Regions from separate parts of the Homo sapiens genome. Here all the other regions are linked to region 1. A link is a contact called in ENCODE Hi-C or POLR2A ChIA-PET data. All regions are on one chromosome and are shown on one strand. The core of a region is the stretch at or near the end of the contact, and the rest is flanking DNA. Distances in the headings are between cores, read along the strand shown.

Region 1 (3,297 bases), core at 238-2,737:
GCACCACCTCTCTGCGGGGTTGCGGATTGCGGGTTGCGGTCTTTGTCCGCTCGCCCTTCCTCCGGGGCCGCACACTCCCGCATCTGGCCGGCAGGTGGCGCGGTTGGCTCACGATGAGCTGCGGCCGGGGCTGGAGAGGCTCCTCCACCTCCCAGCGGCCGCCCGGCCGCCGGGACCCAGGCTCCCCAGGAAAACTCGGCCCTGCTCTGGAGGGAGTCAGAGGAGGGGCGGCCTGGGAAGGGGAAGGGAGGCCTCATTGCTAGGAATCAGTGCCCCTGCCAGCGCCTGGGGAAATGCACCGAGTGGCGTTGGGGACCGGTCCCTGGGACACCGGCTGCGCTGCCTTCGCCGGACCGCTCTTAGGTGGCCGCGTCCACGGCTCGGGCATCGGGAAAAGACCACAGCCCGATGGTGCCAGTGCCCCCGGGGCCGGAGCAGCCGGGCGGGGCTCTGCGGGTCCTCCTGCTCGCCGTCTTCTCCCGGGGCAGGGAGGGCTGCCCCGGCTAGGTCGGAGCGGAGAGTCGCAGCAGCCGCTCCGGGCAGCTTCCCAGTCCCGGTCTGCCTTGTCTGTGCGGCTGCAAGTCCCCGCACCCACACTTAAGCCTTTCACTTCTACCCCACCGCTCCCAGACGGGCTAGGCCCGGTTCCAGGGACTGCCCCCAACCCTGCCCCCGGGAAATCCACAACTGGTTCCCTGCCCAAGGCCATCTCGGGGCGTCCTGGGCCCTGGGCGAGGTCCACGGCGTGTGCAGGGGGACGGGGCCAGCGGGGACTTCCTTACTGCTAGAAAGTCATTCGTTCAGTCTCTGGAGACAGTGACGGAGCCCTGCTGCGGACTGGACGTTGGGGACCAAGTAGGTCCCCGCTCTCCAGGCATCTGGGGAGCCAGGGAAGAAGCGAGTGATAGAGCCACAAAACTCCCCGCAAAGAGTATTTCAGAGGGGGAAGCGCCATAAAGACAAAACAGGGCAAGGTGGCAGAGGGTGGCGGTGGCAGGCGCGAGTCTGCAGCTCAGCCCGGGCGCGCTGGACGCAGACACGTCGACTCTCCTAAAGAAGCAACCGCAGGTCAGCTTAGACTTCTTTTATTTCAATAAAAGAGCGTTTTCCTCCATCTTAAACCGCCCGTGGTGGGAGAAAAGGTTTCCAACCTCTTCTCTGGCTCCCCTCGGTCAATTCCGAGCTTTTCCAAAGTCCCTCCGCCGTCCAGGGGCTCGACCTTCGAGGTAACGTGGGGGATCCCGCTGGCTCCCTCCGGCAGGCGGGGGCGGGGACCGGCCGTGCTCGCCCCCTAGAGCCCCGGGAGACCGCGCGCCCCGTGGAGCCCGGAGGGGGCGGAACCCTGGGGCGGGCCCTGCTCGGTGAAGGCGGGGCTCGGCCGCCCTGTCTGCGCCGCCATTGGCCGCGGGCCCCGGACTGGCGGGCTCACGTCACCGGCCGGGCCCGCCCCCTTGGCAATGTCTTCAGCCCGCTGCTCTCCTAACTTAAGCATTTATTCCACTGGGATAGAAGCGGCAGGAGCAGCGTTGGCACCGGCGAACCATGGCTGGGATTTTCTATTTCGCCCTATTTTCGTGTCTCTTCGGGATTTGCGACGCTGTCACAGGTTCCAGGGTATACCCCGCGAATGAAGGTAAGAGCGGGACGGCCTTTCTGTGGTCGGGGACAGCGAGGGGCCATCGCGGGTGAGGGGTCCTCAGGAGCGCAGGGCCAGGTGGTGCGGGGGGAGCCCAGTGTGAATGGTGCGTCCCGATTCGGGAGAAGGGGGCTGAGGCGAGGGGATCGGCGAAGGGGCAGCGGGGAACCGCCGGACAGCCTGCCCCGAGGCGGTGACCCGTGCACGCGGCGGGTCTGTCCAAGTTTGTAACCAAAGGCCAAAGTTTATCAGCATCCGCCAGAGAGGCCCGCTCGAGGCGCCCTGAGGGGATGCACGGGAGACAACGCCGGGATTTAAAAAAAAAATTACAAGAACCACGTCCTCTCCTGAGCCAGCCCGGGGCGAGGGGAAAACGCAGCCTGGAGCACAGTGAAGGCTTGGTGCTCCCGGATTCTAGCGAAAGCCTTTCGAGCTCTGGTTTCTGCAAAGTTTCCCGAGCCCTGCGCTTCTCGGGACCGGGCTGCGGGGCCTGCTCCGCAGCGCAGCGGTCGTGGCGCCGCTCGTCAGGCGCCAGTGACCTGATTTCTAGCACCCGGAGTCAGACACCTTTCTCCTCGCCAAGCCCAGCGCCCCGAGGGTGCGATTGCGGGCCTGAGGGGCCCGAGCTCTTCGCCCCGCAGACTTGGGGAACCCGCCGGCAAGTTGAACGCAGTCGAGTTTTAGCTTTTCGCCCCAGAATTGCACACAGTTTAGAGCTAACGTGCGGGGTCGACGGGACCCGTCTGGGTGCTCAGTTTTCTGTGCATCCGTTCGGACGTGCTGGGAGGATTGTATGTGCCTGTGTGTCTGTGTCGGGAGGTGGGGCGGGGCGGGGGGGCGGTGATCATTTAGTTTCTGAGAAACCCAGGGAGAGGCGAACTGTGTGTGTGTGTGTGTGTATGTGTGGTGTGTGTGTGCATGTCTGCGTGTGTGTGCATGTCTGCATGTGTGGTGTGTGTGCATGTCTGCGTGTGTGTGCATGTCTGCGTGTGTGTGCCTGTGTGTGTGCGCGCGCGTGCAACTGCGTGTATGTAGGTGCGCGAATGCCTGCGTGGAAGCGGACGCGGAGGATTGTATGTCTGTGCGCAGATGTCCTGAGTGTGTGCGCGTGTGTTCGAGTGTATGCTCGTGCTCTGTTCCAGCGTATGCTGGTGCTCTGGCCTGCGTGCATCTAGTCTCACATCCGTCTCTCATTCTTCTCCTTTCCGGCATCCATCTATCTATCCGTCCGTCCATCCGTCTATCTATCCATCCATGCATCCATCCATCTCTCCGTGCATCCGTCCGTCCGTCCATGCATCCATCCATAATGCATCCATCCATATATCTGTCCGTCCGTCCGTCCATCCATCCCTCCATCCATCCACCCATTCATCTATCCATCCATCCACCCATCCATCCATCCATTCATCTTTCCATCTCTCCAGACATCCGTCCATCCATCCCTGTGTAATCTATCGTTTTCTCTGTTCCGAAGGAGGGAGCCAAAAACCAACTTAGCCTTGGCTGGGCAGCCGGTACCCGGAGCCCTCCAGACGGAGGCTCTGAGAGATTTATACACCTGCCCACAGACATCGCTTGGGAGGAAAGGGGCCCTCTCTCGCCCTCTGGATCTCCCATCTCCTTCCGACGTGGCTTCTGGTGGTTCTGGTGCCATCTCG
Region 2 (3,297 bases), core at 344-2,843, 2.0 Mb after region 1:
AGAGAAGGATATAAGACATTTGCAAAGTTATCAATACAAGCCAGGAAATGAAACTGCTACTGGCCAGGTGCTGTGGCTCACGACTTTAATCCTAGCACTTTGGGAGGCCAAGGCAGGTTAATCACTTGAGGTCAGGAGTTCAAGACCAACCTGGCCAACATGGTGAAACCCCGTCTCTACTAAAAATACAAAAATTAGCCGGTCATGGTGGTGCACACCTGTAGTCCCAGCTACTCAGGAGGCTGAGGCAGGAGAATCACTTCGTCCCAGGAGGTGGAGGTTGCAGTGAGCTGAGATTGCGCCACTGCACTCCAGCCTGGGTGACACAGCAAGACTCTGTCTCAAAAAAAAGAAAAGAAAGAAAAGAAAACTGCTATAAAGAGAGCTTCCACAGATATCGTCAATAGGAGCATGGAGTGATGGAGGACAGCTAACATTAACTGTAGTATGTACCAGATGACTTTGGTATCTCATTCAAACCTTCTCAGAATCTCTCAAAGAGAAGCACTATTAACCCCATCTTACAGATATGAAAATTGAGGTTCAAAAAAGTGAAAAATCTTGATGGAGATCATATAATTGGTAGGAAGTTACTTCTCCTATCTGATCTCAAAGCCAAGGCTTTTTCTACCACAACTAATGCCAACCAAGTATTCAACAACTACTGTGGCTCCATTATGCCCAGGCACAGTGCCAAGCATCAGGGAAATCATTACAATAACAATAGCTCCCAACTGTAAGCAGTTACTATACTTGCAGGCATTGTACTAAATACATGAATTAAAACGAATCCCCACAAATGTTAAGTACAATCACTATGCCAATCTGTGAGGAAAACTGAGCCTCAGGAAACAGTATGGCAAGTTTGAAAGAGGGTTGATATTCCAACCCAAGTGGGTCCGACTCCAAATCTCGTGCTTCTATCTACTGTATTTAGTACCTTGCTACACAATAATGATTATGACCGAGATCAGTCCCTGGTCCTGAGGGGCTTTTAGTCAGGTAATGATCACTTCCTTCTGACAGTGTCAGAGAAGGCACGGAGGGAGGGATACCGCCCTTTGGCCTCAAAGGACGGCTAGAGTTTAGGCTATCACAGGCAAAGGACACTGTAAGGGCGAACAAACCTGGGAAAAGTAAAGAAATTGAACTCTGACACCTGGTGACCCTACCAGTCGTAACTCCATGACTCTCAGGGCGTGTCTCCAGAAAGCACCACCCCCACCTCGTCCGAGGTCCGAGGCCCAGCCCAACCGGAAGTCCACTCACCGGACTCCCGCAGCAACCCCGCGAGCTTCCACAACAGGGAGTCCCTCTGAGCGGTCGTCATGGCCACGGGACGCTGGGGGGCGGAGCCTGGGGGGGGAAAGAGGAAGCGGAAGAGCCTCAGGTGGGCGGTAGTGCCAAAAGCCCAGGGCGTCCGCGCAAACCGAGGCGTCATGCGGAGAAAAAGGCGAGAAAGAAAAGAGAGGAAGAGCATCCTCCTGGCCGCCCTTTCGAGGAACATAAGTCCTGGTCAGACATACCGAACCTCCCCGTCTGGTCCTCCTACCAGCTCAGCTGCCCGGCGCCTATCAATGATGGAAAGGAAGTCCCGCCCCGGAAGAAAATCGAGCCAAGGGACGACCGGAAAACATGTCTCTGCCGCCGGAAACCGCGCCGTAGATCATGCAAACGAATCGAAAAGGGGCGGTGCGGGGGCTGTCTCCTGACCGCGGTGGTGGCTGCAGTGGTTCCCTGGGCTTCCTGGCCCGGAGCTGGGCACCCATTATTCCCCCGCCCTGCGCAGCCTGGGGCTCCCGCTTGGCTTTCGGCGAGCCTACCGCGCCGGTGAGGAAACCCTGACTCGTTTGCAAACTGGGCGGGGAAGCAAAGTTTAGAGAAATGGAGCTTTGTTAGATAAAAATTTTTTCAACGCAAACAGTCATTTTCCAGTGAAAGGAGAGCGTATCCGCCGTAGGATGGACTTAGATCGTGTAAAAGCTGAGGCCACCGAGGATATAACCTCCGGGGTCCTTTGCCTCCTTTTCCTTAGACTCCCTCCAAACTCGTGTATCTTTCCTTCAGCAGTACTGGGCTCCACGCGAACCTAGTCCTTTGTCTTTACCCTATTACCTTTCATAACATCCTAGTTGAAAAGTAGTTATTCAACCGCGTTTGAAAATGAGAACAGGTTCACAGAGGCTAGGTTACTTGCGAAGGTCGTTCAATTAGTAACCAGTAGCGCCAGGACTGCCAGTTTCTTGCTTCCGAATTCTCATGGTAGCTTTCACCAGGCTCCCCGTCAAATGCTAACGTCAACTACTGAACTAGATTAGCAAAAAGGTCTTTTAACAGAATTCCTGGTTTTCAGAGAGAGTTTCTTTCATGAAGCGCCCCATTTCTACAGAGGAAAATCAAAATGAATCCTAAGCCAGTTGAAAGGAGGGATAGGATCATAGTCATCTTTATCCCAAGTTGCCAGATTTGAAAGATTTTATTTTCTCAAGACAAAATATTTGAAATGGCAAATATTTCAAATATTTTGAATATTTGAACCACACAATTTCGCATTCATGGCATACTACTTGTGCTCTGAGCTGAAAGCCTTTTAGGTTAAATAAAGTAAGTGGAGATACATCCGAAGCAGCAGTGTTGAGCTCAGAAAAACAATACCCCAAAATACGGCGCTTTGGTATGCTGACTATTTTGAACTAAAAGAGACTGGAAGGCCTCAGGCACAGTCTCTCCGACCTTTTCCTGCCCTCCTGTCTCCCAGCCTTCTTTCTTCCCCAAGGCAAGCCATAGAAACCAGAATTCCTCTTCCCCAAGATGAGTCACAGAAACTAGAAGCCCTCTCCCCCAAAGCCAGCCATAAAACCTAAACTTCCCCCCACCTTTCTATGTAAGAGCTGGCCGTGGCCTGGCGCGGTGGCTCACGCCTGTAATCCCAGCACTTTGGGAGGCCGAGGCCAGCAGATCACCAGAGGTCGGGAGTTCGAGACCAGCCCAACCAACATGGAGAAACCCTGTGTCTTCTAAAAATACAAAATTAGCCGGGCATGGTAGTGCATGCCTGTAATCCCAGCTATTCGGGAGGCTGAGGCAGGAGAATCGCTTGAACCCGGGAGACAGAGGTTGCTGTGAGCCGAGATCACGCCATTGCACTCCAGCCTGGGCAACAGGAGGGAAACTCAGTCCAAAAAACAAGCTGGCCGTAAAGAACTTCTCTGGCCTACCTTGTCTGATAGGCCGTAAGACCCTCATTCTGGAAGAGATCCTGCCTCATACCTGGGAGGAAGGAATGCTACACAGAAA
Region 3 (3,297 bases), core at 339-2,838, 1.9 Mb after region 1:
ACTAACTCTCCTCTGCACCTTGAAGAGGGCCTGAGTTGAGGGCCCCAGCACTCCGAGAGGAGAAGCTCAGAGGCCCGGTAAAGAGAAAGTCAGAGGAAACACCGGGGCTACAAAGGGCTTCAGGACAAACTCTGAATGTCCCCATATGACACGCTCTCTGGCCAGCCAGGCCCCAGGCCAGTCCCGGTTGCCTTTCTGTGGGTTTGCCGTGTATCTTGTCCGCCAGGTTATTTCTGGCAAAACTGAGACTGTTGCACAAGGAGTGGCCTCGGGAATCCCAGAACTGCCTCTCTAAGCCAGCAGAATCTAAAATGGTCCAGGGTCCCCAAATCCGGCATCACCCTGGCGTCTAAGGGATTGGGCTGCTATCTCTGCTCCTCGGAAGGCCAGAGATCAAGAAAAGAAGAGAGACGTTTTCCATTCCCTCTGTGGCCCCACAGCCTCTGATTTCTCCAGTAGCTACAATGGAGCTCATCCCCTGTGTCACACAGCCAAGCTGGGTCTCTCTTTCCTCTCCTATCCCTCTGGGTCTCCATCCCTGGCAGCCATTTTGGTTGCTGCAGCGTCCTGGGTCTTCTCAACCCTCCATGGTCCCCCTGAGTGTGCTGGGTGTGTTGGGTGAGCTCAGAATGTTAGCTAACCCTCGCCTCCTGCCCTTCCTAAACTACGGCCGCCCTCCCTTGCCATAGATGGGTCGTCTTTAAATGAGTAAGGCTGCCAGGGTGACAAGCGGTTATCACTGGCTGTCACTGAAGCTTTTTCGCCTACTGCTCTGAGGCCTCAAGGCCTAGCTTTGCTGGAGTCCACCCTGACCCACCAACCGGGACCAGGACTCATTCCCCTTGTCAGAAGGCCCCGCCCCTCTTTTCATTTTGCCGTGGAGGAACACCCACAGTTCCCGGCTATTTGCCAAGCCGCGAGATGACTGACACCAACTGTGCCCAATGAGGAATCCACCTTCTGGGCCCACACAGACATTTCCTTGCAGGGGCTGGAAAAAGTGCAGTTCCTTCCTGTGGGGTCTAGGAATCCCCGAGACCAAACAGGGGAGCCTTTCCTGCATCCGGGCCCGCAAGGAGAAGCAGGACTCTAGGAAGGAACCAGGGTTCTCATATGCAAAGCCTCTCAACCAAACTTGTCTGAGAGGCCCCTGACATCTCTGTTTGGAATCTTCTCTGCACATGTCCCTTCTAGGTTTTGCGTTTGACCTTGACTTTGTTCCTTGGCAAAGTTCTTTTGAAATTCCACCCAGCCTTGGCCAATCTAAAGGAAAAGGAATCTTGTCCTCACATACACATACAAAGGAGAGGCTAAATGTAGTTAGAGGCCACATGGCACCAGAGACCCAGGGAGCCAAGGTGGACTGGAATAAAATACTTACACCCGGACAATAATCCAGGGCAGCTGGAGGGCTCTTCTCTTCCTTAGGAACACAACAAACAGCCTCACGGTGGCCTGTCCCTTCTCTCCTGACCAGTTTCGGGGCACCAGCTGTTGGCCTGAACACCTAGGAGTGTATGGTAACCGCACCTGACCGCAGGAACTTAAGCACAGCCTGAGAATGGCCCTGTGTGGCAGGCACACCTGAATGTATCTTCCAAGCTAGGGAATCCAGGAGTCGCCAACCTGGAGAGTCCTTCCTTGTCTATGAGAAACATCTGAGGCCCCAGGCTGTGGAACACGGGACATAAAGGGAAAGGTCCAGGCCCAAGTCTGGGTTGAATGAAGATCCCCAGGTGGAGGTTGTTAGGGTGAAGGTGCTAAGTGGAAATGCTATAGAAACTGCTTTTTGCAACCGGTTGTGGTTTCTCCTGCCCCCGCTCACCACCAGCGGACTCTCTCCCCTGTATGTAAGCCCCAGTAAAACCCCATGTCTCGTTTGCCAGTCTGGGTCTCTTCTTCCACCTCTTGAGCCTGGTGCCTTCCCCACTGGAGTTCATAGGAGTTCAGCACATTGGGGAGCAAAATTGGAAAAAGAGAAGAAAGCAGCAGCACCAGCTCCGGAGGAAACCGCTAACGTGGAGCTGAGGGATCCCCAGCCTCAGAAGCTCTGAGCTGCCCAGAGCTGCAGAACACGGAACTTGCCTGACCGGGCTTGGTCTCCGCGGGAGGAACTGGATGCGCTTGAATGGGCTCTCTGAGCGCCGCGGATCCACCAGGTGGCAGTGCTGCTATTCCTCAGTCGGGACAGAGCCTGCAGCATGCGAGAGCGGCCACCGGAGGGCAACGGGGGACGATGCGCTCCTTCAGGCTGGGGGTTGCCTAGCAACTATGACGCAATGGGCTCCCGCTCCCCTCAAGTCCCCCAGGTTATTTCTGGCAAAACTGAGACTGTTGCACAAGGAGTGGCCTCAGGAATCCCAGAACTGCCTCTCTAAGCCAGCAGAATCTAAAATGGTCCAGGGTCCCCAAATCCGGCATCACCCTGGCGTCTAAGGGATTGGGCTGCTATCTCTGCTCCTGGGAAGGCCAGAGATCAAGAAAAGAAGAGAGACATTTTCCATTCCCTCTGTGGCCCCACAGCCTCTGATTTCTCCAGTAGCTACAATGGAGCAACTTTCTCCCTCTCCCCTCCCCGGTTCTTCCGTCTTGCTAAGCAGGGGTTGGATTCATGGGCATGTGATCTTGAGCAGAGCTTGAGTGCCCCCACCCCTACCGCCCGCTCCTCGGCTGCACTTGAGGGGGCCTGGGGGATGATGATAAGGCCCAGCTCTGGCCTTCTGTAGTCTCGATTCTCTCTTTTTCTCCCAAGGACTCTCCTTGACTCAAACCTCTCCCTGGTTTTGATAACCCTGAAAATAGAATTCTTCCAATTCCAAATGGATAAGTATGACCTGAGAAACCAAAGATGAAACCAAGAAAGTGAGGCAGACACGAGACAAGGAGTGTGGTTATAATGAGCTCAAAGCCTGTGCCGGTCTGGTCTGTGAAAGGTGAGGCGAGGTCAACACCCCGGGCAGAAGTCAGGGGGGCCACTCTAGCCATGGCATCAGGAGTGGTTCCAGGCACATCTCTGGGTCCTGAGGAGCCCCCCAGCCCAGGGCTGGGCTCTGCCTGAGGCCCAGGTGTCAATCCCTAAGGTCTTGGGGTCTCTGAGGGGCACTGTCTTCAAGGGTCACACTGGCATGTGCAGCTCATTGTACTCATCCTGGCCATCCTCATCGAAGTTTGGTTCAGCATCTTCCGAGTCCAGCTGCAGAGGGAACAGAAGGTTGGGGAAGGCAGGGAAGCATGCTCGTCCCCTCCCATTCTCCAGCTCCTCCTCCAACCTGCAGCCCTCCCTGCTCCCTGACCTTT
Region 4 (3,297 bases), core at 325-2,824, 1.8 Mb after region 1:
CAGATTCACAGAACATGTAAAACAATGATCATTTTAACAGTGGCAATGGTATGGGGAAATGGGAACCCTTATAAATTGGTGGGAGGAAAGCAAATTCCTACAATATGTTTATAGGCAATTTAGCAATTTTAATGAAAATGTATTAGGCTGAACCATTTGAAATTGCCAATAATCAACTGTCTTTGGCCTACAAAAATTTCATATGGTTCAACCGAATACAGTGTGCTTGCCCTTCAATTTTCCATATTTGTGTCTTTGTAGCTACCCTAGAGAAATGTTGGCACATGTGCACAAAGATCTCACACAGTAGCACATGGGTGCCAGTAAGAGTTTGAAAACAACCAGGCCAGGTGCAGTGGCTCACACCTGTAACCCCAACGCTTTGGGAGACTGAAATGGAAGGATTGCTTGAGCCCAGGAGTACAAGACCAGCCTGGGCAACACAGTGAGACCTGTGTCTCTCCAGAAAAAACAAAAACAAAAATTAGCCAGGCATGGTGGCCCAGGCCTGTAGTTCCAGCTACCTGAGAGGCTAAGGTGGGAGGATCACTAGGGCCCAGGAGATGGAGGCTGCAGTGAGCTGCGATCGTGCCACTGAACTCCAGCGTGGGCAACAAAGTGAGATCGTCTCAAAAAAGAAAAGAAAAAAGAACAACCTAAAATGCCCATCAATAGGAGAATGGGGGAGAAATGATAGATCCCCACTGGGGAATACTATGCAGCAAGTAAAAATGTAGACCTTTTCAACGAATTAATTTCAAAGAGAGAGGGAGAGAGAAATGGAAGGAGAACGTATGGGTTAAAGGAGACTTAAGAGATATATCAATCAATGGCACTGTGTGGATCTTAATAGGATCCTGATTCAAATAGTTTTTTAAACTAGATGAAGCCTGATATTAAGGAATTATTAATTTTTTAAGTGTGACAATGGTATTGTGGCTTTTTTTAATAGCCCTTAACTAGGGAGAGAGGAGGGAGGGGTAGGGAAGACAGAAAGAGAAAGAGAAGAAGGGAAGGAGTTATGATGACTCGCTTCAGCTCTCTGCTACCCAAAGGTAAAGGGGTCCCTAGCAAGCAAAGAAAACTTTCTTGAACGTTTCTTCTAGTAACATCTACTCCAAAGTAAAATTCTCAGTTTGGAAGCCTAGGCTGTAACCCTGCACTAAGCTGATGATTCACTGGTTTGGTCTGCACCCAATCTGCCCTCCATTACTCAGGATAGCAAAGAATTGGCTGGAAATTGCATGCTGAATTCTGCATAGAAAATAATGTGCACATCTGAAATATTATTCAGTTGTCTGAGAGCTGCTAGACTACATTCTAAGCTGACTTCATAGAGTATTTATAACTGCCAAAACAAGTTATTTCAAAAATAAATACGGTATTTTTAGCCCAGTGTCGTTGATAACCTATTCTGCGATGTCATAAGCTCAGCTAAGACGCAACAGCACAGCTCCAGTTCCCGCTGGTTGCCAGGGATCATCTGCAGTGCACGGGCTGTCCAGCTCCCTGGGGTGATGGACCGAGGCCTGCCTGCCTCCGGGAGCTTGCACATTAACTCTCGACAGGCAAAAGAAGTCAGGCCAGATCTCTGCAGAAAGCAGCACTCACCCTCAGCTCCCCGTCCTCCCCCGTAGGCGATCAAAATTGAAGAATAAAAGGAAAAGAGCAGCAATGATAATGGAAAATGAAAAAGAAGCAGGGGGAGGAGAAGGGAGGGAGGGAGCCAACACTACCTCAGCAGATGCTAAGGGCAGCCAAGGAGCCAGAGGGGAAATGAAAGGCGAGAAGGCAGAGAGGAGGGAAACCTAAATAGGTTTCTCCATGACCGGAGTAACAAGGCCACTTAAGGGTGCGGAAGACACTATAGGAATCCCCGGCCCTGGACTGGAACCTGTGCACCTGAGATGGAGCTTTCTGGAAGGGGAGCAAGAACCCAGGGAGGCTGGGTCTTCAGCTCGCTCTAGTTTTTTGCCAACATTTTTCTCTCCTGCTGCTGCTCCTCCTGCTGCACTATGATAAGGACTCTCCAGGAGGAGAGGATCAGAAAGTGTCGGCTCAAGCTGATCTAGTTTTAAGCCTCAGCTCTGCTACACAGCTGTGTGACCTTGGGCAAGTTACTTAACCTCTCTTGGTCTCAGTTTCCTCAACTATGATGTAGAGATGACAGTAGCACCTGACCTCCAGGGAGGCTGGGAGAATGACACACAGCGTTTATACAGTGTCAGCTACACAGTGGGATCCCAATAAGTAGAGGATCATGTCCTCATTACCCTTTGGCCTCCTATTGCCAGTCCCTCTCTCCTATACCACTAATTGACCCTCTTTATATAAGGTTAATATACATAAAGTTGTGGTCATTTGGCTAAAGTCTAGACAGGAATTATGGGAGGAGAGAGGAGAGAGGAGCTCAGGAACTACTGTTTGAGAGAGGTCAACAGCACTGGTGATGATAAAAGCATTCCATGTTTCAGGCCACGGAGTCAGCCAATCAGCCACACCTGCTTTCAAATCCCACCTCTACCATTTACCAACTACATGGCCTTAGGCAAGTGTATTAGCTCACTATGGCTGCTGTAACAAATTGCAGCAAACTCAGTGGCTTAATACAACTCAAATGTATTCTCTTACTTATTATCTCTCTCTGGAGGCAATAAGTCCAAAATCAGTCTCACTGAAAGCAAGGTGTTGGCAGGGCTGGCTCCTTCTGAACACTCTTGGGGAGAATCCATTTCCTCCCCTTTTCCAGCTTCTAGTGGCCACCTGTGTTCCTTGGCCTGTGTCCCCCTCTTCCATCTTCAAAGTCCATGGCTCCAGTCTCTACCTCCACCATCACACCACCTCCACTGACTCTGACCCTCCTTCATCCTTCCTGGAAGGGCCACTTGACTACATCGGGCTTACCAATATAATCTGGGATCATCCCCTATCTCAAGATCCTTACTTTAGCCACATCTACAGAATCCTTTTTGCCATAGAAGGTAATATTTACATGTTCTGGGGAGTACAACGTGGCCATATTTGGAACCATTATCCAAACTACCATTGCAAGTGAATTTATTTCTCTGAGACTTGTTTTCCTCACCTATACAAAGAAAATGATACCTACTCTAATAGTTCCTGTTACATGTCAACTTGGCTATGCACAGTGCCTAGATATGTGGTTAAATACCAGTCTAAATGTGGTCATGAGGGTATTTTTTAGATGAAATTGGCATTTAAATCAGCAGTCTTCGAGTAAAGCAGATTATCTTCCATGATATAATGGGCATCACTCTGTCAGTTGAAGGCCTTTTG
Region 5 (3,297 bases), core at 513-3,012, 1.7 Mb after region 1:
ATGCACACTCTTGCTTTGTATCTGTACTGGACATGATTAACTTTCAAGTTCATAGAAATCGTGCAACTCTGGTTTCCCTGGCAAAATGCACATCAGGTTCTAGAGGTTTTGCCCTAGCGGCTCCTCCTCTCAGGATGTGATGTCACCTGGGGGCATCTTCACTGTGTGACATCATTTGTTATGCAATGGTGAGTTTGAGGTGCTGGGAATATTCTGCAGATTTCCACTTGTCTAGCACTTGTATAAAAAAGGTCAAGATTGGGAAGATTTCAACAAGCCCCTTTTGTACTCATTAGTCATTAAGATATGGCTAGACTTTTTGATGACTCTTGAATTTTTTTCCCTTATTTTATTTCTGTGTTTGTATGAAGTATTGTCATCATCCCTGTTTTATAGGAGAAGCTGAAGCACAGAAAAATTAAATAACAAGATAACATGGATAATAAGTTATTATAGCAGAGACTAGTTATCCCCAATATCGTTTTCCCATTCTTCTCCAGTCATAGAACTACAGAAATCAGAATTGTATTGATTACTATTGGCTGGGCATATAGCCACCCAAATAAAGATTATGAAGTAGGAAGAATTCTAAATGGTCCCCAAGATTCCTACCCCCTGGTGTATATAGCCTTTAAACCCCCTTTTCTTGAGTACAAGTAGGACTGGTAATAGGATGAAATGATTGCTCCTTTAGATTAGGCTGTATTATATGATAGCAGTAAAGGGATTTTACAGATGGAGCTAAGGTCCCACATCAGTTGTCTCTGAGTCAGTCAAAAGGGAGATGACTCTGGGTGGGCCTGGCCTAATCAGGTGAGCCCTTAAAAGAAACTGGGCCTTTGCTAAAGAGAAAGAGTCAGAGGAATGCTCTTGCTGGCCTTGAAGGTGCAATGCCTTATTGTGGAAAGGGCCACATGGCAGAGACTAGCAGCCAGCCTCTAGGAGCTGGGAACGGACTCACTGACAGCCAGCAAGGAAGTGGGACCTCAGTCCTGCGATTGCAAGGAACTAAATCCTGCCCATAACCAGTAACTTTGGACAAGCATCCTGAGTCTCAGATGGGATCACAGTCTTGGATGACACTTTGATTGCAGCCTGATGAGACCCTGAGCAAAGGACGAGCACTCCTGATCCCCAGAAACTGAGAGATAATAAAGTTGTGTCGTTTAAGCCACTGAGTCTGTGCTCATTTGTCATACAGCAATACAAAACTAATGCAGGTTACACTTCCCAAATGCCTTTGCAGTTGGTGTTGCCATGTGACTAAGTTCTGGCCAATAGGTTTTAGCTGCAGTGATGTGAGTAGCTTCCCTCTGTACCTTCCCTTCATCTCTCCCCTCTTCTTCTGGCAGGATTATGGATGTTGTGGAAAGCCACCTAAAGCACAGGGGTGAGAGAAACACCCTGAAGATGGTGAAGCAACAAGATAAGAGCCTGCATCCCTCAAATTTTAGGATTGCCATATCAGTCCTGAACTGCTTACACCCACACTGTTAAGTGATCATGAAATAAACACCCATCTTGCTTGGTGAAGGCATTCTTACCTGGTGTTTGTGCTACAGGGGTTGAACCTACCCCGACCTAACAGGCAGAGCTCAAAATGGACCCAGGTGGTGTGATCCCAGAGCCCATTTACTTAGCTCCTTCACCACCCTGCCTCCCAGGCACCATATTACATCACAGTAGAATTGGAATCTCACACTGTTAGAGCTTGATGAAATTGTACTGGTCAAGTCAGTCAAACCAGTCAAGCGGACAAGAAAGAGGGACTCAGATCACCTGGAATTATGGCAATGTCTTGCAAGGATACTTCTGAAAATCGGGTGTCACGGGAAGCTGAACTTTGCATCCCAGTTCTGAAACATACAGCAACCTCATGGAGACAGATGCATCACTCGGCATTTTGGGGCGGTAGCGAGTTCAGTGACCTGCCAGATTTCTTAGCATTAACTTGAAAGAGAAGACACTTATTTGATTTGATTTGATTTCTACTAGTCAAGTGGGCACCTGGATTAAGCAGACTCTCCCCCAGGCACCCCGGAGGCCTCTGACATCCCTTATGTCCAGCCCAGACATGGCCTTTCTGTGGCCTCAGCGTATCTGCCCAGTCCAATCGGCTATAGCCAGAATAAAAAGGTTGGTTTCCCTCCACCCATGAGCCATGCCATACATGACATGCATGTGAATAATGATCTGAGCTGTGTTATCTGGCAGAGGTGATGCTCACGGCTCTGCTCCATGTTCTGGGACATGACTGGACTCTCATTTTAGGGAGGAAGATCCAAGAGAGGGAAGGAGGCTTTCCCAGCTACTTTCCTGCTAACCAGGGCAGAGGCTGGTCTACATCCCCCTATCCAGGTGGCCCCTGCAGTCATGGCTTTTCTGCTTCTAGAAGCCATCCCTGAGGTCAGCTGAATTTAGACCTATGGTATCTCCAGTACAGCACTTTGTCATCTGTTTGTGATAATAGTTTTCCAATTCTTGTCACTTCCGCCAGAACATCATTGCAGAACTCAAAATACATTGCATCATACAAAATGAAGTGGAGAATTAAGGTAATTATCCAATTATTAAAAACCATTTCTTATTCGTTAGCTAAATAACTCTTCAAGTCTCCATTTTACATGTGTTCCTCTGATGTGAATTTGACCCTGGCCTATTTGTTTTTCAGTAAAGTCCAAAATCCAAAATAGCCCAACAGAAAGACCCCCTCCCAGTATTCCACAGCATCAGTAATAAAGCTCCTTATCAGATCTAATTTAAATCTTTCTTGAAACAACTTAAGTCCTTCTGCACCATCCTCTGCAAGTGCAGAACAGCCAGAGTGCAGGTTGCAGGATGTGGGGGGATTATTACAGTGAAATCGGCACACGGATCTCAAGATGAAAGTTTGCTGTTTCTCCAGACCGTCTAGGTGACTGCCTTTTGAAATTGCACACGGCTTATACTGCCATTCGTGTAGTTTAAGAAAAAAATTAAAGTATAAAAGGAAACCAGCAGTGTTTTAAGAGATTTCATTTCTGCTTGATGCTTGTACTCATTTGCAGGGAGGCAGGAGGAGCGCTTGTACTATATAGGGTCTCTGGAAACACTTAAAGTTCAGAAAGACCCACGACCCCAATCCAAGCTTCTAGACAGAAGAGAGAGGGTGCAAAGGTAAAACCCTCCCCTTACTTTATTCCACATCACATTGGGGTAAGTGGTTTGCCCCTCGATGTCCACCCTTTACCATTCTGTGCCTCAGAGGCTGACACACCCCCACAGCATCCAGATTCCCCTGCCCTCTGGCTTCTGACT
Region 6 (3,297 bases), core at 388-2,887, 1.6 Mb after region 1:
GCCACCTATTTTTGTATGGCCAGAAAATAATGGATTTTATATTTTCAAATAGTTGAAAAAAATTAATAACATTTCATTGCATGTGAACTATATATGAAATTCAAGTTTCAATGTACAAATAAAATTTTATTGGGACACAGCTATGTTCATCGTTTACATGTCTATGGCCACTTTTTGGCTATAATGGTAGAGCTAAGTAGTTATAACACAGACCATAATATGAAAAGCCTAATATGTTTACTATCTTACCCTTTGCAGAAGAAGTTGGCTGACTCCGACTTACAACAGTGCCATCATACCAGCAAATTGTCTCATGTCTCTTTACAGTAAATTTTTCACATATTATACCCATCCCCTGCGACCACTGATCTGATTTCTCTCCTTGTAGATTACATTTACCTATTCTAGAACTTCATATGAATTATATAATATATATATCTTATTTCTCTGGCTTCTGTCTCTCAAATAATGTCTGTGAAATATATCCATGTTGCATATACCAGCAACTTGTTCATTTTCATTGTTGAGTACTATTTCATTGTATGAATATACCACAATTCAACTGTCTGTTCACCCTGGGACAACTAAGTTGTTTCCAGTTCTTAGCTGTTATGAATAAATCTGCTGTTGTCATTCACGTGCAAGTCTTTTGCGTACAAGTCATGAATGAGTCTCTCAGTTACTTAGTGGAATTGCTGGGTCACAAGATAGGTATGTGTTTAACTTCATAAAATACTGCCAGACTTTTATTCTCTTACCGGCATTGTGTCAGAGCCCAGTTGCGTTATATTCTAATAGCACTTGATATTGTCAGTCTTTTTCATTTAAACCAATATAGTGAGTATAATGTGGTAACTCATGATTTTAACTTACATTTCCTTCATGACTAATCATGTTGAGCATCTTTCAATGTGCTTATTGGCCTTACATACATCTTCTTTCATGAAGTATCTAAACCGAACATTATAACCATTCCTGTTTTTTCTCCTTTGCTTTGGTACTTAGAAGCTTAGAGCTTAATTAGAGGCCTAAATATAACAATTATACAGGATTTCCTGGCATGTTGGGGCTCCAACTTGAATTTTTATTTCATCATCTCTTTATCCCCTTATTTCCTTTCTCTCCTAAATTTTCATCTACTTAATTGTTATCCTGTGTTTTCAATTTTTTTTTTTTTTTAGCATGACTCAATCTTATCTTGGAATGAAGCCGGTTACAACCAAAGGAAAAAGGGCTGAAATCGGCTGGCTTACCACTTACACACAAGGAACTGTGTTGGGCCCTGGGAATATGGAGAAGAATATATCCCTGCCCTTCAGGAACTCATAGGAAAAGAAGCCAGAAATTAAAAAACAAGGCAACAAGTGCAGCAACAGAAGGTGCTCCTGAAGGACCCTGGGGCGTGTGGGAGGTGAGGGGGCAGGAGCTTTCGGGAGAAGATGATTCTTGACTGTGTGTTGACTGAAGAATGAGTCAGCAGTGCCCTGAAAGAGTGTGGTGCCCTCGGGGTGTGGTGGATGTGGGGATGCATGAGAGAATATTGTAGAACTATTAATAGGAAATATGTGATGCCAAGGTGTGTGATGTATTCCAGGAATGCACACGATTTAGCACAAGTGGAACACCAAGTAGGGAAAGTCAGGAAGTGAAGAATAAGTCATGTGACATCTAACAGCCCAAAGCAAGTCACATGGCCAAACCCAAAGTCAAAGGGCAGGGAGACATCACTCCTCTTTAGTGGCAGGAACTGCAACGTTACATTGTAAAGGATGTAACCAGGGCGAGGATGAAGGATTGGGGCCATTCATATACTCTATCCCAGCAGCTTTCCATGGGAGAAGTGTTAAGTGCCTACAACAAAAATCTGGACAACAGCTCAGACAAAGTGGATTTCTGAACCACATTTGGGTACAAAGGGTAGGCCGGATGATGTAGTTTCATTCCTCTGGGATAGTACAGGGAAATATGAGAACAGCACAGAAGATTTAGACTGTTCCAGAAATCCATTTCTAAATAGCTACAACTCAGGTACCAACCACAGAGGACAAAGGGAACCCGAGCCTCTTCTAACAAACTGAAATCTACCAAATGCTGGTAGATATCACACTGTTCTCTGGATTGGATTTTTGTATTTAAAGCTAAAAACAGAGATTCTGCCTCAAAAATTCATGTCAGCATTCTATTGCTCAATTATCATTATGCACGTGAGTATAACCATCCGATGGTTAAACTATAGCTGGCACTAATGCAATTGGATTGTTAAAAAATATTCCTGAGCACCACTCTTATCCCAGTACTAGTTAACTGCTATGCTAATGTCTTGGCACATGAGACTAATAATGAAATGAGTTATAACTGTGTGTTTGGATCACATTACATTGCTTCAAGTGTATCATAATATTTTATAGCTTAATGGAGAATCTGGCTTATAGCAATACAGGAAAAATAAATCTCAGCCAATCATCATCCATTAAAAAAAGAAATCTACGGTCAGCAGCCGACAAGATTTTAACCATCAATAACAATTACCCTGAAACCTTTTTGACACAATAGGTAGATATTTAATAACAATAACATAAGATACACCCTTGCTAATGGAGATATATTAAGATATTGATTAGTTATGCAAGAAAGTTTATGCTTATTCCATTGCCACTAGTAATTATGAGCAGGCTGTTGACTACTCCTTGAACCACATCTTTTAGTCCATTTCCCTTTTTCTACCCAAGAGTATACTTGGCTGGCAGATAATCAGAACAAACAGACGTTCCTAGAAAATGTGAACCATATGTACAACCTAATGCAGCAAGCGTTTGCTGAATGCCTACTACGTGCACCCTAACTGTGCTGGAGGTGCCAGGACTACACAATGGAAAGGGACAACCCCTTTGCTCAAGAAGCTTATGGTCTAGTGGAGGACAGAGAGAGGACCAGAGCACACAGAAAGATGGGAATGGGGCATGCAGAGAGGCAGCTAAGCCAGCCAAGTGGGGAATTGGAGGAGCAACTAATGACTGTACCAGAAGGCAGAGGAAGCAGAGGAAGGGCTGGGAGGAAGCAGGGGAGCTGGAGCACAGGCTGTAAGAGCGGTGCCTTTTCAACATTTTTCTCAGGTTAATTTGTAGACATGACAGTTGCTAGGACACTAAGGGGAAAAATGTTAAAGGAAGTAATGGGAAAGCAAGATGTGTGGAGATGTATACAAAGGCAGCGGAGGACTGGGGGCTGCCTAACACATTCACTAACCCAACCAGAGGGCCTAGCTCAGTTCCCCGCAGGGATGCTGGGGCCCAGCTG
Region 7 (3,297 bases), core at 489-2,988, 1.3 Mb after region 1:
GTCACCCAGGCTGGAGTGCAGTGGCTCAATCTCGGCTCACCACAAGCTCTGCCTCCCGGGTTCCCACCATTCTCCTGCCTCAGCCTCCCGAGTAGCTGGGACTACAGGCGCACGCCACCACACCTGGCTATTTTTTTTGTATTTTTAGTAGAGATGGGGTTTCACCGTGTTAGCCAGGATGGTCTCAATCTCCTGACCTCATGATCCACCCACCTCGGCCTCCCAAAGTGCTGGGATTACAGGCGTGAGCCACCGCTCCCAGCAATAATAAATACTTTGTGTGTGTGTCTGTGTGTGTGTGTGTCTGTGTGTGTGTGTCTGTGACAGAGTCTCGCTCTGTTGCCCAGGCTGGAATGCAGTGGCGCGATCTCAGCTCACGCAAGCTCCGCCTCCTGAGTTCAAGCAATTCTCCTGCCTCAGCCTCCCGAGTAGCTGGGATTATAGGCACGCATCACCATGCCCAGCTAATTTTTTGTGTTTCTTTAGTAGAGACGGGTTTTCACCATGCTGGCCAGGCTGGTCTCAAACTCCTGACCTCAAGTGATCTGCCCACCTCAGCCTCCCAAAGTGCTGGGATTATAGGCATGAGCCACTGAGCCTGGCCAATAAATACATTTTTAAAAAAAGAATGTACAAGTTTATTTGGTTGCCAGGCAAGAGAATATATTCCAATGAAGAAATGTACTGAACTAGGTTAAAGGTAAAAGTTGGGAATTTTAAGGTTGACTATTCTATATCCAAAATGCTTGCAATCAGAAGTGTTTCAGATTTTGGATCCTTTTAGATTTTGGAATATTTGCATTAGACTTGCTGATTGAGCAACCTAAATCCAAAAATCTAAAATCCTAAATGTTCCAATGAGCATATCCCTTGAGCATGATGTTAGTGCTCAAAACATTTTGGATTTTTGAGCATTTTAGTTTTTCATTTTTACATTTGGGATATTCAACCTGTATTCACAAATGAGTTGATAGTGGTTATGTCAAACTTGCTCTCTGCACAGTGTGGAACGAGCCAATAGAGCTGTGCAGTGTCCATGAGTGTTCCAACACGTCCTATTGTGTGTAGGTAAAGAAAGTTTTCAGTAAGGACTGATGTAAGGGAGTCACTCACATTCAAAGTTCTTTAGTTGTTTTAGCCAGTTGTAATAAAACACAGCATTCCATTTTGATATCTCTTGGGTAGGAGGAAAACTTTTAGAGTGCTTGGCTACAGTTTTAATCACATATAAGAATAATAATGTTTATATATGCATAACAAATAAACTTTAAACTTTAATGTTTACAAATTCTTTCACAAATGTTAACACAACTGGGCCTCACCAAACTTCTATGCCATATCTATGACCTCCGTTTCTGTTTTCATTTTACAGAAAAGAGCCAAGTTCAGAGAGGTAAATGATTTGCCCAAGATAGCAACCAGGGTCAGCCAACTAACTATGTATTTCTTTTTCCAAGTCATGCTTCACAAGGAGGCGGCAAAATATTACACCACATATGAATTTTAGTAATCCATGCTTTCCTAAGATCTAGATGAAATTAAATAACCTAATAAACATTTATATATATTTTCAAGATAAAGATAAAATTCCTCGGATTAAAAAACTAATAACAACAGCTCTTTTAATGGGAGAAAGAATCATGGAAAGCATGTGTCATCAGGTATCAAATATTTACTCAGTGCTTCACTTTGGGCAAACTCTCCTCCAAGACAAGCCAGGGCCCATGGCCAAGAACCTGGGGAAAAGCCTAGAGTCAGACTGGATGGAGAAATGAGAGAGAGGAATGACTGGCCTGCAACCAGAGTTTTAAGCACAAGGAATCCAAAGGATTTCATTGAAGGCAAAGCTGCAAACCAGAAGGAAGCAAGGGATTGAACCAAAATTTCTCTGCAAAAGCAGAAAAGGCAGAAAGAAATCAGAGAGTTACAAGACTGGAGCCAGAAACCTCAAGCAGAATGGTGGGAAAGAGGCTTTTGGAGGACAGGGAGTTTCCCAAGGCCTGCTGTAAAGAGAGAGAGATGTTGGAAAGAGGGGAAGAGGCTCCCAGAACCTGATAAAAGGGAGACATAAGAAAGCCCAAGAAGGAATCACCCTTAAATAGCTCTCAATCAAGCTGTAAAGATAAAACATAAACATTGAGGATACAGTTAATAGCACAGGACAATAAACCAATAACAAACTAAAGAAGTTAATGGGAGACACAGGAGGTCAGGAAAGGAGAAGACCATTCCAGGCTAGGTCTGCCTCCGAAAATTCCACCAAGGAATGACACAGACCTTGAGAAATGTGCTTATGGCCCATATCTCTTGCCAATTTGCTTCAAAATGCACTCCCAGGCTTAAAACTTATTTCTCAATTTATCACTCTTGGGGAGTGTAGCCCTGGCTCCCTTCATTTCTAGTTTTTCTATTCCTATGCTAGATGATTTTTCTGAAAGCCAGCCAAAGTATCAGATCACTCTGCCTTCATTTCACTGAATTTCAACAGACTTATACTGAGTACCTCCACTCTGCGCTTGGCACTGTACAATGTGTTGGACTTAGAGAAATTAATAAGGGACAGGCCCCTATCCTCAAGAAACTTGGAGTTATTCATTCAGGAAATACAGACATATACACAAATACTTATGTAGGAAGGTCTACAAAAGGAAACAGTGCAAAAGCTAAGAGCAATGAATTCTTTGTGTGTGTGTGTGTGTGTGTGTGCAACAAGGCTGTTTATTTCACCTGGGTGCAGGCGGGCTGAGTCCGAATAGAGAGTCAGCGAAGGGAGATATGGGTGGGGCCATTTTATAAGATTTGGGTAGGTAAAGGAAAATTATAGTCAAAGGGGGGTTGTTCTCTGGCGGGCAGGTGTGGGAGGAGGAAAGACTTTTTTGCATTCATTTATTCAGCATGTTTTTGAGCATTGACCAAGTGCCCAGCACTGTGATGAGCACTGAGGATCACTCACTGTTTATTTAGTAAGCCACAGTGCTTCCTGAAGAGTAGTTTATATTTTAAGTTGGGAAGAAGCCCATCTGAGTGAGAACCAAGAAGAAATGTTTTGGTCATCCTGAGACTTTAGTATGAAAGGATAAAGAGCTGCAGAATGCAGAGTGGGTCTAATACGGTGATATGGTTTGGGTCTGGATCCCCACCCAAATCTCATGTCAAATTGTAATCCCCAGTGTTGGAGTAAGGCTTGGTGGGAAGTGATTGGATCACGTGGATGAATTTCCCCTTTGGTGCTGTTCTCATTATAGTGAGTGGGCTATCTAATTGTTTAAAAGTGTGTAGCACCACCCCCTCCTCTCT

What was found. A loop is a pair of places that touch in the nucleus more often than their neighbours do. ChIA-PET counts read pairs that join two places held with the same protein, here RNA polymerase II (POLR2A). Pooled maps may share reads with other maps.
Region 2: a map of CD4-positive, alpha-beta memory T cell shows a loop between it and region 1 (10-fold over the local background). The contact joins the promoter of STK11IP here to the promoter of EPHA4 in region 1. A Hi-C loop is called at or near these places in 1 of 168 maps with a recorded cell type or tissue (CD4-positive, alpha-beta memory T cell) and 9 of 50 pooled maps. POLR2A ChIA-PET finds 5 or more read pairs at or near these places in 1 of 52 experiments (Panc1).
Region 3: a loop to region 1 is called in a map of naive thymus-derived CD4-positive, alpha-beta T cell, with 22 times the contacts of the local background. The contact joins the enhancer-like site here to the promoter of EPHA4 in region 1. A Hi-C loop is called at or near these places in 3 of 168 maps with a recorded cell type or tissue (CD8-positive, alpha-beta T cell, IMR-90 and naive thymus-derived CD4-positive, alpha-beta T cell) and 12 of 50 pooled maps.
Region 4: a loop to region 1 is called in a pooled map, with 4 times the contacts of the local background. The contact joins the enhancer-like site here to the promoter of EPHA4 in region 1. A Hi-C loop is called at or near these places in 3 of 50 pooled maps.
Region 5: a loop to region 1 is called in a pooled map, with 1.9 times the contacts of the local background. The contact joins the promoter of LINC01803 here to the promoter of EPHA4 in region 1. A Hi-C loop is called at or near these places in 2 of 168 maps with a recorded cell type or tissue (heart right ventricle and prostate gland) and 6 of 50 pooled maps.
Region 6: a map of MCF 10A shows a loop between it and region 1 (26-fold over the local background). The contact joins the enhancer-like site here to the promoter of EPHA4 in region 1. A Hi-C loop is called at or near these places in 1 of 168 maps with a recorded cell type or tissue (MCF 10A) and 2 of 50 pooled maps. POLR2A ChIA-PET finds 5 or more read pairs at or near these places in 1 of 52 experiments (AG04450).
Region 7: a loop to region 1 is called in a map of ascending aorta, with 9 times the contacts of the local background. The contact joins the enhancer-like site here to the promoter of EPHA4 in region 1. A Hi-C loop is called at or near these places in 3 of 168 maps with a recorded cell type or tissue (IMR-90, PC-3 and ascending aorta) and 5 of 50 pooled maps. POLR2A ChIA-PET finds 5 or more read pairs at or near these places in 1 of 52 experiments (MCF 10A).

What each region holds. Positions count from the first base shown.
Region 1 is chr2:221,570,494-221,573,790 of GRCh38, reverse strand. EPHA4 (EPH receptor A4) reads left to right here and starts at 1,487. Exons shown (of 18, transcript NM_004438.5): 1 at 1,487-1,633. The coding sequence starts at 1,543. RefSeq lists silencers at 22-181, 232-511, 1,112-1,531.
Region 2 is chr2:219,596,153-219,599,449 of GRCh38, reverse strand. STK11IP (serine/threonine kinase 11 interacting protein) reads right to left here and starts at 1,593. Exons shown (of 25, transcript NM_052902.4): 1 at 1,527-1,593; 2 at 1,270-1,356. The coding sequence starts at 1,330. RefSeq lists enhancers at 1,152-1,211, 1,422-1,641.
Region 3 is chr2:219,641,547-219,644,843 of GRCh38, reverse strand. It overlaps SLC4A3 (solute carrier family 4 member 3), which reads right to left. Exons shown (of 23, transcript NM_005070.4): 23 at 2,873-3,193. The coding sequence ends at 3,116. Among named protein-coding and RNA genes, the nearest start is that of SLC4A3, 16 kb to the right of the region's middle. RefSeq lists enhancers at 567-1,338, 1,997-2,046. Within about 2 kb of position 1,588, at least 7 of the 41 ENCODE cell types and tissues checked have a DNase peak (open chromatin) inside an H3K27ac peak, as active enhancers do.
Region 4 is chr2:219,767,733-219,771,029 of GRCh38, reverse strand. No RefSeq gene overlaps it. Among named protein-coding and RNA genes, the nearest start is that of LINC02832, 39 kb to the right of the region's middle. Within about 2 kb of position 1,574, at least 8 of the 41 ENCODE cell types and tissues checked have a DNase peak (open chromatin) inside an H3K27ac peak, as active enhancers do.
Region 5 is chr2:219,903,354-219,906,650 of GRCh38, reverse strand. LINC01803 (long intergenic non-protein coding RNA 1803) reads left to right here and starts at 1,762. Exons shown (of 3, transcript NR_146975.1): 1 at 1,762-2,136; 2 at 2,272-2,406; 3 at 2,498-2,600. It overlaps LOC105373890 (a long non-coding RNA gene), which reads right to left and starts at 1,640. Exons shown (of 3, transcript XR_923927.3): 1 at 1,545-1,640. It overlaps MIR4268 (microRNA 4268), which reads left to right and starts at 86; the gene lies at 86-149. RefSeq lists an enhancer at 1-287.
Region 6 is chr2:219,967,116-219,970,412 of GRCh38, reverse strand. The region is part of intron 1 of LOC105373891 (a long non-coding RNA gene); the gene reads right to left. Among named protein-coding and RNA genes, the nearest start is that of MIR4268, 62 kb to the right of the region's middle. RefSeq lists an enhancer at 831-2,030. Within about 2 kb of position 1,637, at least 5 of the 41 ENCODE cell types and tissues checked have a DNase peak (open chromatin) inside an H3K27ac peak, as active enhancers do.
Region 7 is chr2:220,275,977-220,279,273 of GRCh38, reverse strand. All of the region lies in intron 2 of LOC105373893 (a long non-coding RNA gene), which reads right to left. Among named protein-coding and RNA genes, the nearest start is that of MIR4268, 370 kb to the right of the region's middle. Within about 2 kb of position 1,738, at least 10 of the 41 ENCODE cell types and tissues checked have a DNase peak (open chromatin) inside an H3K27ac peak, as active enhancers do; they include IMR-90, PC-3 and ascending aorta, where a contact is called at or near this core.